Linked DNA regions of Mus musculus: region 2 is linked to region 1. The links are chromatin contacts, found by POLR2A ChIA-PET in ENCODE. All regions are on one chromosome and are shown on one strand. Each heading gives the region's core, a stretch centred on a gene start or an enhancer-like site at or near the end of the contact. The rest is flanking DNA. Distances are from core to core; before and after follow the strand shown.

Region 1 (5,602 bases), core at 1,147-3,646:
GCAGCTGCCACCTTCACAGGACTGCCTGGCCCAGCTGCCAACAGCTGGAGTGGCCCCACAGCCTGAGGCAGGGTTACCACCTGAGAGGTGGGCACCACCTGGGGCAAGTTCAGCCGTGGGGAGGTGGGGCTCAGGCCTGTTGGGTACCCAGAAGAAGGGGAGAGCGGTACAACCTGAGGAGCAGCCACAGCAGGCACAGCTCCCGGGGTCAGAGGAAAGGTGGAGGCAGGTGGGGGGCCTGGGACTACTTGGGGCAGGGCTCCTGGGATTTCCTCTCCAGTAGTCCCATGAACCCCTTTGGTCTCAGGGGCCTCAGACTGAGCCTCATCCAGTCGAACCTCTCCTGTCTGAGGGTCCAGGACCAGAGAATTCTTGGCCTCACTGACCCCTTGGAGACTGGGCTGTGGTTGAGGGGCACTTCCTCCTGTGAGTAGCAAGGGCCCCAAGCTGGAGTTCTCTCCTAGGGCCAAGCTATTGATAATGACTGGGCTACCATTGAGGAGCACTGCTGGGGGACTGCTGGCGGCCAGGAAGCTCCCATTCACTAGGATAGAGGAGGAGGCAGGGCACGTTGCAGGAGAGGTGGCCCCCGCCAGGAAGATGGAACTCTGGGCGGGGGCCTCAGCAGCCATGGAGGCCACACCCCTCTCCAGGTCCTCTGGACTGCGGCTGGACTCATCCTCCGTAGTGGGGTTCCCATCAGACTCGCTGGAAGGAAAAAGGGTTACGTCTTTTTTAGGTTTGAAGGTTTCATCGCCCTAGGGGCAGAGGCAACCCAAGCTCCGATTAACTATTTTAGCCCTTCAAAGAACCCACCCAAATCCCAGGGTCTCTACAAGCCTGCTGGGGTTGACAGCGCGGCGGGTATGCTAAGCTGGAGGAAAGTTTTCCAGTCGCCTTGGCCTGCAGCCGAGCACCCAGACTGCCCCAAGTCCCCTGGGTCGGCAGGCGCGTGGCTGCGGAGTGAGGCAGCAGCTTTTACTCCAGTTCTTCCTCACCCCCCACCCCCACGGCGTCAGAGACCAGAGCTAGAGGCCTGGCGCTGAGGTGGGAGGGGAAGGGCTTGGGTTACAGGGAAACCGGAGCCGGAGAAGGTTCACGTTTCACAACAAAGACAAGCGACAGACCACGCTGTTTGGGCTGGAGGGGGCGTGGGGGTGGGTGTAAGTAATGGTTACCGAGGGGCCAGGTTGCAGAGGCCCCAAAAGCGGGTCCCTACCCTGGGTGCCTTAGACAAAGGCCCCTTTCCCTTCCTTACTACCGCTCCTCCAGGGATACCTCACTTTTCTCACTGCCCGTCCCGCCCCCGCCCCCCCCCCCATTCCTGGCACTGCGTTCCCAGCTTAGAAGTAGCTGGAACAACCTCTGCCCCTGAGGCAGTGATGCCCAGAGAACCCAGGGTGTGCCTGGTCTCTCCACGCTCAGCCTATGCACTCGCCGACGCCACCGAAGAGGGATGTGAAGGGTCACTTGCGCAGACTCCAGCGGCCACCGAGGAAGGAGGGTCGGTTCCCCCCTCACCTTTTGCAAGGCGCTCCACCGCCGGTCCCAGTGCGGTCGCGCTGTCGCCGGTTCTTGAACCAGTTGCTGACCTGTGTAAGCGAGAGGCCGGTGAGCGTGGCCAGGCGGCGCTTCTCGTCAGGCGTGGGATAGCGGTTGCCGCGGTAGCAGGCCTTGAGCGCCGCTCGCGAGCGCTCCTTGAAGCAATAGACGGTCTCCTCGCCATCCCAGATGGTCTTGGGCAGAGGGAACTTCTTGCGCAGCCGGTATTTGTCCACAGCGCCCAGCGCACGGCCACGGGCCCGCTCGGCCTCGTGGTAGCGCGCGCGCAGGTAGAGGTCCTGCAGGAAGGCGTGGTGGGCGGCGGGGAAAGGGCGGCTCTCGAGAAGTTGGTAGAGCTCGGCGTATTCACCCCGCTGGAAGGCCACTAGGGCCCGCGCGCGCAGCACCGGATCGCTGCCACGTAGGCGCTCGGCCGGGGGCAGCGCGCCCAGGAAGCGGCTCAAGCGGCCGGCGTGGCCCGCCTGCAGCAGCGCCTCGCACACGCATGCCACCTGTTCGGGCGAGAAGCGAAGGCCAGTGGGCACCTCGGTCACGGTCTCCCGGGGAGACCCCGGGCCACTCGGGGACCCAGAGTCCGCCGCCGCCGCCGCATCTCCCGCCCCGGCCGCCGCCGCCTCCCCCTCGGCTGCCTGCAGAGTCTGCAGAAGCTGGCGCGCTTCCTCCTCCTGCTCCTCGGTCGCCGCCGCCGCCTCCCCCCGAGCCGCGGGCCCCGCGCTCGGCTCCGCAGGCGAGGTAGCCATGTTTGGCAACTTTGGAAAGTTCCTCCCTCCTTTGCCGCCTCCCGCGGGCTTCCCCAGCCCCCTCCTCCGCCCAGTCCTCCTCGCCGCCCCCCCCCCCGGTCCCCTTGCAGTCTTCTGGCCCCCTCCCAAAGACTAGACCCAGCTCTGCACTCGGGTCTGTCCTTGTCCCTGTGTGTCCGCCCCCCTCCCGGGCTGTCAGGATTCTTTGTTTTCCCTCCGTCTCTGGCCGCGCTTTTGGCCTTCCCCCCTTGTGTGCCTCTGACTCAGGGCCTCAGTTTCCCTATCAGAGCAACGGAGAAGGTAATGGGCCGTCCGGAGGGTTAAGGGCGCGAAGCCGCTCCCATCTCCCGGGTCCCTTGAAGGGCCCCCTCCCTTCCCATCTCCGCGCCGTGCTCCGCCCCTCGGAATTCCCGGCCCCGCGGGTAGGCGGTGGATCTAGCTGGGAGGAGGGGCGGGGAATCGCGCTAGAAAGTTTGCAGCAACTTTTCTGGAGTGTCGGTCCAAAAAGCGGATGCGCGTGGCTTGCGCAGGCGCAGTGGGAAGATGGTGTGCCCGCTGCTGGCCCAACCCCCTACTTTTTTCCAAACTTGAGTGGCACAGCTGGGTCACAGCTGGGGGGGAGGGTGGGGGGCGGTGGTGTCTCTGGTGGCTTGTTGCTTCTCTCCTACTGGCTGGATGCCTAAGCCCCACCCTTCAACCTGATTCGTGCGCTTTGCCTCCCCTCTAGCTCCCACTCAAGCCATTGGTTGTCTCTATTGGACTCTCCATTGGCCTGCGGGGCGGTTTCCTTTCCACAACAGAGATATTGCGCGGGATTTAGGGCAGACCAGAAGTATTTTATTCGCAAGGGTCGGGAGTGGAGGTCGTAGGTGGGGACAGACAATAAATACCGAGGAATGTCGAGTCTCAATGCATCTAAAACGTGGGTCCCGGAGTCTGTCAGTGAGTCAGATAACAAGATCAATAAATACCCACACTGCTTTGGGGGAGGGGGGAGTGCAGCTGTGGCTCCGTTGTTAGAGTGCAGACGTGTACACGGGGAAGGAGTTGCAGCAACCCCCAGGAGTGAGGCTGTCCGAAGCCAAAGACTCCGTGTGTGCTGGCAGAGGTCTTGCTGATCCATCACTATGGGAATGGGATGTCCCTGGAAATAGGGGGCTCATGCTTATGGCTTGTAACTGATGGCTGGGAGAGTGAAAAAGTGAAATCGGATGAGCTGAGCAGTTTGCCCATCCACGTCGGGGCTGAGTAAAGCAAGGTCGGCGAATGCCCAGCTGCTGCAGCAGCGGTGGCTACCAGCTCTGCAGGAACCAGGGGTGCTGGGCACGAGCCCTGTTCCTCCCTCCCCGGCCGCCAGGTGGCAGGCCTGGATCACAGGAGCGGAGCTGGGTGGGGACCCAGGCTCACAGAAGTGTGGAGCGGAGCGGTGGGGGGGGGGGGGGGGCGCGATGGGCACAGAGACGCTTTGGGTCGCTCCCTGGTCGCTCGACCTTCCTAGGAGGCCTAAATGAAAGATGGCTTGGAGTCTTAGGGTTCAGGGGGCGAAGGTGGCTCCCGGGAAACACCAGACTGGGGTGAGACCGCCGGTATAGGCCACCAACCCAGTGCAGCCCAGTGTGGCGGCAGCAGCCAGAGCAGCGGCGAACAGGAGCAGGCAACGCGCCTCGGATAGGCCAGGCCTAGGGATCTGCAGGAGAGAAGGTTGGATTAGCACTAGGCTACAGGGGCCCACTGGCTCCTGGGAGCCGCCCAGCCTATACCCATAGATGGGCCTCTGAGCGCATCTCTGGTCCCCACAGCCCGCAGCTAAAGTTGGTCTGCTCGCAAGAAAGAGCTCCTGTTGGAACTCGTCATTGGCTACTTAGCAGCAGCCTGTGTTGATTGGCCGCCCGAATACCCCCCCTCCCTGCGGTGGGCCGAGCTCCACAGAGGCACAGCAAGCAGTGGTGACACTCAGTGGGCAGAGCTAGGCAGAGGCCCGTGGTGGGCGGACGTGGGACATACCCTGGCAGGGAGCAGCAGGTGACGGCGGTGCATGGGGCCTGGCCCCACCAGCGGGCACTGGCCCACAGCCACGGCCGGGGGGCCATCTAGCTGGAGAGAGAAGGGACAGGTGACCCGATCGGAGCCCAGCAGCAGGGCGAGAGGCAGTGCGGGAATCTAGTCGAGGCCAGAACGGGAGTATAGGGAGTTCCCTTGGGGAGGATTTGGCGAGAAGCCTGAAACGAGGGAGAGCTGGTAGATAGTGCATGCTGAATGGATGAGTGAAGGGCAGCTTTCTTCTGGAACCCCCAAGGAGAATGGACCCTAAACGTGGACGGGAGAAGGGCTGTGGGTAGCATATCTAAGATGGGGATCGGGGAGGGGAGAGAGGGGTCTTACATGGGAAGGTGGATCCGTGGCCCGGGGACTGGGGACCCCCGTGATGGCTGGAAGGAGAAGAGAGAGGTGTATGGAGTGTGGAGGATGGAGGAGAAAGGCAGTGGCGCGGCTGCGGTGCCCCAGCCTGGACTCCTCCCCTGCCCCGAGGGTTCACACACCCAACATGCCCCCCATCTCCACCCAGTGCCCCCTTGGCTGGAAGCAGGTGAGGGACTCGCCTGCGGCTCCTGGGGCCTGCAGCATCTCCATCCGTTCCTGTAGCTGCCGAACATGCGCCTCCAGGTCTCGGTTTCGGACCTCGGCCTCCTGTAGTTGGCTGGGAAAGATAGGGGAGTGAGCCGACCTATCGGTGAGGAGACTGCGAGGGTTGCTGCTCTCCTCTCCCCTCACCCCAGCACTGTGACCCTGACCTGGAGAAGTTCTGGTTGGCGGTCCGGATGGCCTCCAGCTCGCGGCTCAGGCTCTGCCGGGTGAGAACCTCTTCTTCCAGGGCTTCCTGGAGCTGCTGCAGCGTTACCGTGGTCTCTGCCTCAGCCACAGGGGCAGGGACAGCCACTAGGTCAGCCTCTTCAGCCTGTCGGTGGGGATCAGAGTTGGGACCTGGAGCTGGATCAGTCCCGTACTTCCCTCCCCCGTCCACCTCTCCCCATCCCTGGGTCCCTGGGGACAGTGTAGTCAACAGGGGAACTGAAGGGCTGAAGTCAGAAGTTTAGCGTGTTCCTCCCAGCTCCACAGTGCTTCAGACAACCCTGGCTTTACCCTTAGGCCTCCCCAGTTTGTGTCTTGTCACTTTCTGCAACCCCCCACTCCTCTTTCCAATGCTACCCACCTATCTGTGGCTTTTAAGAAACCAGCATCCCACCTGATGGCCTCTGAACTTTGTTCACCAAGTCTACCCCAGACTCCTCCAGGTGGTT
Region 2 (5,602 bases), core at 1,442-3,941, 72 kb before region 1:
CTCCCTCTCCAGTCCAGTGACCTTCATGCCCTCTTGAAGCCCGGCAGGATCCAGCCCCAGCTGTCCACGAGGTGCTCTTCAATTTCAGACCCTCTTCAAGCTCCACTTCAGGGACAGATACTTTCCCAGGATCCACAGGACGCCAGGAATGTGGAGCAGAGAGCAGAGAGGTCCCCAGGGGCCAGGCGGTAAGGACCCTCACCCCGCCCCCCCCATTCTCTCTGCTCCCTGCTTCTGATGTGGACCTCAGGCCATTCCCTGCCCTTCCTGGGGCCTCTGGGCCTCAGCTTGTCCTCTGCAAAATGGGCAGGCTTGCCTCTGGCCCACTTATCACACAGGTCCCATGGGAGCAAGCAAGCAGCTTGAACTGGCTATGTGTATTGAGCAGGAGACACTGCTGGGCTCCAAATTTCCCCATCCTACATTCCACGGGCAGATGTTCCCTATATCTGGGGTGATGGAAGATCCTGAAAGTAGAGGTTGTAAAGATGTGGGTGATATATAGGTTCCTGTAACTATGGGACCATTTCAAGACTGGATGTTAATGTGTGACAGTAGGGTTCACAATGTGTGGACATGTGACCGTGTGACTGGCTGTGGGGCCGGGAAGGGTCATACTTAAGATGAGAGTGGTGGCCCCCAAATGTAAGTTAAACTTCTGGGAAGTGAGGCAAGAGACTCCCCCAAGTGAGCTGCTGCTGGGGGTGTGGCTCAGTGGTAGAGCCCCTGCCTAGAATCCCCCAGTGAGGGGCTGGGAGCACAGTGAACCGTTAGAGTGCTTGCCTACCATGCACAAGAACCAGGGTTTCATTCCAGCATCAAAACAGGATGATGAGTTCAAAGCTAGCTTGGGACAAATGGAGACATTAGCCGACAAGGTAGTTCAGTGGTTAAAGGTGACCGCCATCAAGTCTGAAGACCTAAATTCCATCCCTGGAATCCCTCTAGAAAGTCTGTGGCTTGTGAGTGTAGATGGAACAATGGTATGGTTGTCTGCTCATACAAAACTGGGTGTGACAATGAGAGAATGGGCATCTTGGTGTTCCCTGAGGAGTTTATGCTGTTACACACAGTATAGTCTCTGGGGGATTGTGATGTATGTCACAAGGGACAGTGTTTTCAGATGTGGCCACTCAGCACAGTGTGTGTGTGTGCGTGTGTGTTTCAGCTTGGGTTGTGAGAGGATTGAATGGGTGTGTGCATCACCACACAGCCAGGCACATTTATGTCCTGGACACTCATTGCTTGAGGCTCTGCTCTGGATGTCCAGTCCTCCTGAGGGACACAGACCAGTTGCGGCTATCGAGTGATTGATAGTGCTGCTGCCAAATGTGGAGCCAGATGTGGTCATTGCATGAGCCTGTGCCATTGAAATCTGAATCTCAGTACTTGAAAAGCTGAGGCAGGAGATCCAAGGTTGGAGATCACCTCGGTTATAGAATGAGACTCTGTTTTCTTAAAACACACACACACACACACACACACACACACCAAAACCACAAACGAAACAGGACTGGAGAAATGGCAGTTAAGAACACTTCAGGAGGATCCAGAATTCAGTTCTCAGCACCCATGGGGAGACTCACAACCATGGGTAACTCCAGTTCTAGGGGATCCAGTGCCCTCTACTGGCCTCCTCAGGCACTGCATGAATATGGTACACATGCCTCCATGCATGCACATAAAATTAAAACAAAGAAAGACAAATCAGGGATTGGAGCAATGGTTCACTTGGTAAAGTCCTTGTTATGCATGCAGCAAGATAAATTAAGCTGGGTAGTGTATGCTTGTAATCCCAGTACCAGGGAGTCGGAGGCAGGCAGATCTCTGCATTCAAGGGCAGCCAGGTTTATGTAATGAGTTCAAGGACAGCCAGGGCTACACAGAGAAATCTTGTCTTGAAAGACCAAATCAAAGGAAGTAGACAACACTTAAGAATCACATCAGAGGGGCTGGAGAGATGGCTCAGTGGGTAAGAGCATCCGACTGCCCTTTCGAAGGTCCGAAGTTCAAATCCCAGCAACCACATGGTGGCTCACAACCATCCGTAACAAGATCTGACTCCCTCTTCTGGAGTGTCTGAAGACAGCTACAGTGTACTTACATATAATAATAAAAAAAATTTTAAAAAAAGAATCACATCAGAGGTTGTCCTCTGGTCCTTCACGCATACACATGTACACGTACACACATATACAATGACATACATATACACCAAACAATGACAACAGAAAGGCAGTGGTAATTAAGATTATAGGCTGTGTTTACACATATGTGAAGTGTCCACGTCCCAGGGCACACAGCCGCTTGTCCCTGCAAGTGATTGGGAAGCTGTGGGTGAAAGACTGGCTCTCTCAGCATAGTCCTAGTTGTAGAGCTATGAATGAACTTGTTACTCACGGAGTCTCACTCTGTGAGTCTCTGTCGCTCTCCTGCTCAGCATTTGGGATCCTGTGTGAGGCAGCGTGAGAGGCTGTGTAAGTGGCTGGCTGGCATAGTGTGTTCTGTGGCCTGGGGGAGGGGGGAACCATAACTGTGTGACTGTTCCCTCTACGTGACACAATGGCTGTGATAAACGTGCCTGCTCCACGGTTCCCACTCTTCCCCAGAGCTCCCCCTCCTGTTCTCTGGTCCGCCCTGGCCCCGCCCCCTCCCAACACCCCAGGCTGCCAGCGCCTGTCACCTCTTCCAGAGCTCTCTGGCAGGCGAGGCAGGGCAGCTGTGTCAGTGGAGATTGCGAACAGGACTCCGTGCAGGTAAGGGGTCTCCATCAAGCCCTTGCCCTGGGCCCATCTCTCCCTTGACTGTCCCCCTATCTCAATCTTTGTCTCTTTCTGCCTCTCTGACCTGTCATCTCTTCACCTCTTTTAATCTCTAAATGGGCTTTTTCTACTCTTTCCCCTTCTCTGTCTCTTCCCTAGTCACTTCCTCTGTCTCTGAGCCACAGTTTTGTCTTTATCTCCTTTTTTGCCCTTTAGGCTCTGATCTCTCGCTTGTGTCTCATTGTCCCCAAGTCTTTCTGTTCTTATACCTTATAACTGAGTCCGTGATTTTTTGTTTGTTTGTTTTGGTTTTTTGGTTTTTGGTGTTTTTGTTTGTTTGTTTGTCTTATATTTTTTCTTTTCTGTAGCTCTGAGATTCCCTTTTGAAACTCTGCATTCACATTGTCTGGGCGGGGGTGATAGTTGGGTTAGAAGGATTTTCAGAGCATCTAACGTCCAAAAGTCAGAAACCCAGGGTCTAATATCTCTCTGTTCCCTAAATATTTAGATGCTGGGAGAGCGCTGTCCCTCTGACTTCTTGAAGCCAGGGAAGTTTTAGAAGATTGGGCTTTTATCTTCTATATAAATTGATGCGAACTCAAATGATCGGTTCAAATTCCCTTCAGGGCTTGACTGACAGTTTCTAGTCTCTCCTCTCTAAGGAGGTCTCAGGTTCCCAAGAGTCCCTCCGGTCTAGCCTCTCGGTGACACTGACGCTTCTGCCTGTCACAGCTCTAGGGCAACAGGCCCCTCAGCAAACACCCCTCCCTTCCACCTTGGCTGCCTCAGCAACACTTAGGAGGACCTGGGAATCGCTTAGCTGATCCCAGCCTCACTTATCTACTGGAGGCCGCGCCTAGTCCTGCTCCGCCCCAAATCCTCACGTGCGGAAATGGGGGGCGTGGCCTCAGACGCCATGTGCTTCTGGCAGGTGAGCACTGACTTGGACTGAAGCCCAAGAGTTGGTTCTGCCTTGGGACCCTCCAGCCCAACTGCCTCCGAGTGGCCAGAGTTTCCATCACCTTTCAAGGATGCCCCTGCGGTTGCTGCTTCTGCTGCTGTGGTTGTGGGGACTCCAGTGGGCGGAGGTGAGGACCTCGAGAGATAATAGGCGCTCTGGGGTGGTTTTAAGCCTTTCCCTACATTAGGGAGAGTTTTAAGGCTGCTCGCCCCCCTCCCTGTATAAACTGGTAGTTTCTCTTCACACAGTTTCCCTCACAAGTCCTCCAGGTGGGGACAAGCTACCCCTTCCTTTGGGCGATTTTCTAGGCACCCCAATTCCATCTAAGAGGTTTCTGAGCCACCCAGAACTCCTGCGTAAAAAAATGGACAGCTCCTCCATATCTCTAAGGGTTCTTCTGGCCTTTCCCAGCTGAGCTTGCTGCCTGGGAGGAGGTTACCCTGCGGGGCTCCTCCCTTCTTTCTTCTCTTAGACAGACTCTGAGGGGCAGACCACCACGGGGGAGCTGTACCAGCGCTGGGAGCACTACGGCCAGGAGTGCCAAAAGATGTTGGAGACCACAGAACCTCCCTCAGGTGTGATTGGAGGGCTTGGGAGATGTGGGTGGGGCTTGGTTCGGGTAGGCTGTGAGGACCAGGGTTGGAGTCTGAAGACAGAAGAATCCTGGAAGGTAGCAGAGGAGGTGGGAGGAGTTCTGGGCGGGACCTGACCTGCAGTGGGCGGGTTTGGGGAGGTGGAGCTTGATAATTGAACTTTCTAGAGAGTAATAAGGATTTGGGATTTACTTGGTGGGAGGGACCTGCAGTGGGGCTAGGACGATGAATGGGTGGGATCTTGAGGTTTGATGGGAGAAGCTTGTGGCCAATAAGGAGCTAGTGCAACTTGGAGGTGTGAAAGAATGAAAAGCCAGACCGCCCCTCTCCTTCAGCTCTGTTTCCCTCTCCCTTAGGCCTGGCCTGTAACGGTTCCTTCGATATGTATGCCTGCTGGAACTACACGGCCGCCAACACCACTGCTCGGGTGTCTTGCCCCTGGTATCTGCCCTGGTTCCGTCAGGGTGAGGTGCTCCCCGCACCCCTCATCCGGGACTCCATCCTCACTTAGCCCCTCCTGCTCAGCTGACCCTGTCTGTCAAGCTAGGTGTCTCCCAATGCCTGTGTCCCCTGGGCTCTGTCACATGATTTACTTATTCTTGTCTTTATTTATTGCGTGTATGTGTGGATGAATGAGCTATGGCAGGGGTGTGGCGATCAGAGGTCAACTTACAGGAATCCTTTCACCATGTGGGTCTCGGGGGATCTCTTTGGCTTGGCTGCCAGCGTCTCTGCCTGTTGAGCCACATGGGGGCCCAGACTGGCCTTGAGCTCATGGCAATCCTTTTGCCTCGGCCCCCCAAATGTGTACAACAGTTTACAGTGGTGAACTGCTACACCTCTGACACCCTCTCCCCCACCCCCACCCCATCCCTTATGCTCTCATAGTGTCTGCAGGCTTTGTCTTCCGCCAGTGTGGCAGTGATGGCCAGTGGGGATCTTGGAGAGACCACACTCAGTGTGAGAATCCAGAGAAGAATGGGGCTTTTCAGGTGAGGGGGGGGTGAAGGATTCAGGCTAGGGTATCTGGGGAGAGTTTCAAAAAAAGACCTCACGAGTTTCAGGCCCAACTGACACCCATTGTACAGGGAGTAGAACTCTGGGTTGTAGGTAATTAAAATCCAACTCAGGCAACGTGATGGTGGCTGCAGTGGTGGCACACGTCTTAATCCCAGCACTTGGGAGGCAGAGGCAGGCAGATCTCTTGAGTTTGAGGTCAGCCTGGTCTCCAGAATGAGTTCCAGGAGAGCCAGGACTGTACAATGAAATCCTGTCTTGAAAAAACA

Evidence for each region. ChIA-PET counts read pairs that join two places held with the same protein, here RNA polymerase II (POLR2A).
Region 2: POLR2A ChIA-PET joins it to region 1 with 14 read pairs in embryonic stem cell. The contact joins the promoter of Gipr here to the promoter of Six5 in region 1. POLR2A ChIA-PET finds 5 or more read pairs at or near these places in 3 of 5 experiments (Patski and embryonic stem cell).

Annotation. Positions count from the first base shown.
Region 1 is chr7:19,091,338-19,096,939 of GRCm38, reverse strand. Six5 (sine oculis-related homeobox 5) reads right to left here and starts at 2,396. Exons shown (of 3, transcript NM_011383.1): 1 at 1,522-2,396; 2 at 1-708. The coding sequence starts at 2,303. It overlaps Dmpk (dystrophia myotonica-protein kinase), which reads right to left. Exons shown (of 15, transcript NM_001379257.1): 11 at 5,096-5,259; 12 at 4,904-5,001; 13 at 4,686-4,732; 14 at 4,308-4,393; 15 at 3,119-3,990. The coding sequence ends at 3,831.
Region 2 is chr7:19,163,216-19,168,817 of GRCm38, reverse strand. Gipr (gastric inhibitory polypeptide receptor) reads left to right here and starts at 2,691. Exons shown (of 14, transcript NM_001080815.1): 1 at 2,691-2,756; 2 at 3,694-3,850; 3 at 4,196-4,298; 4 at 4,673-4,780; 5 at 5,205-5,308. The coding sequence starts at 3,794.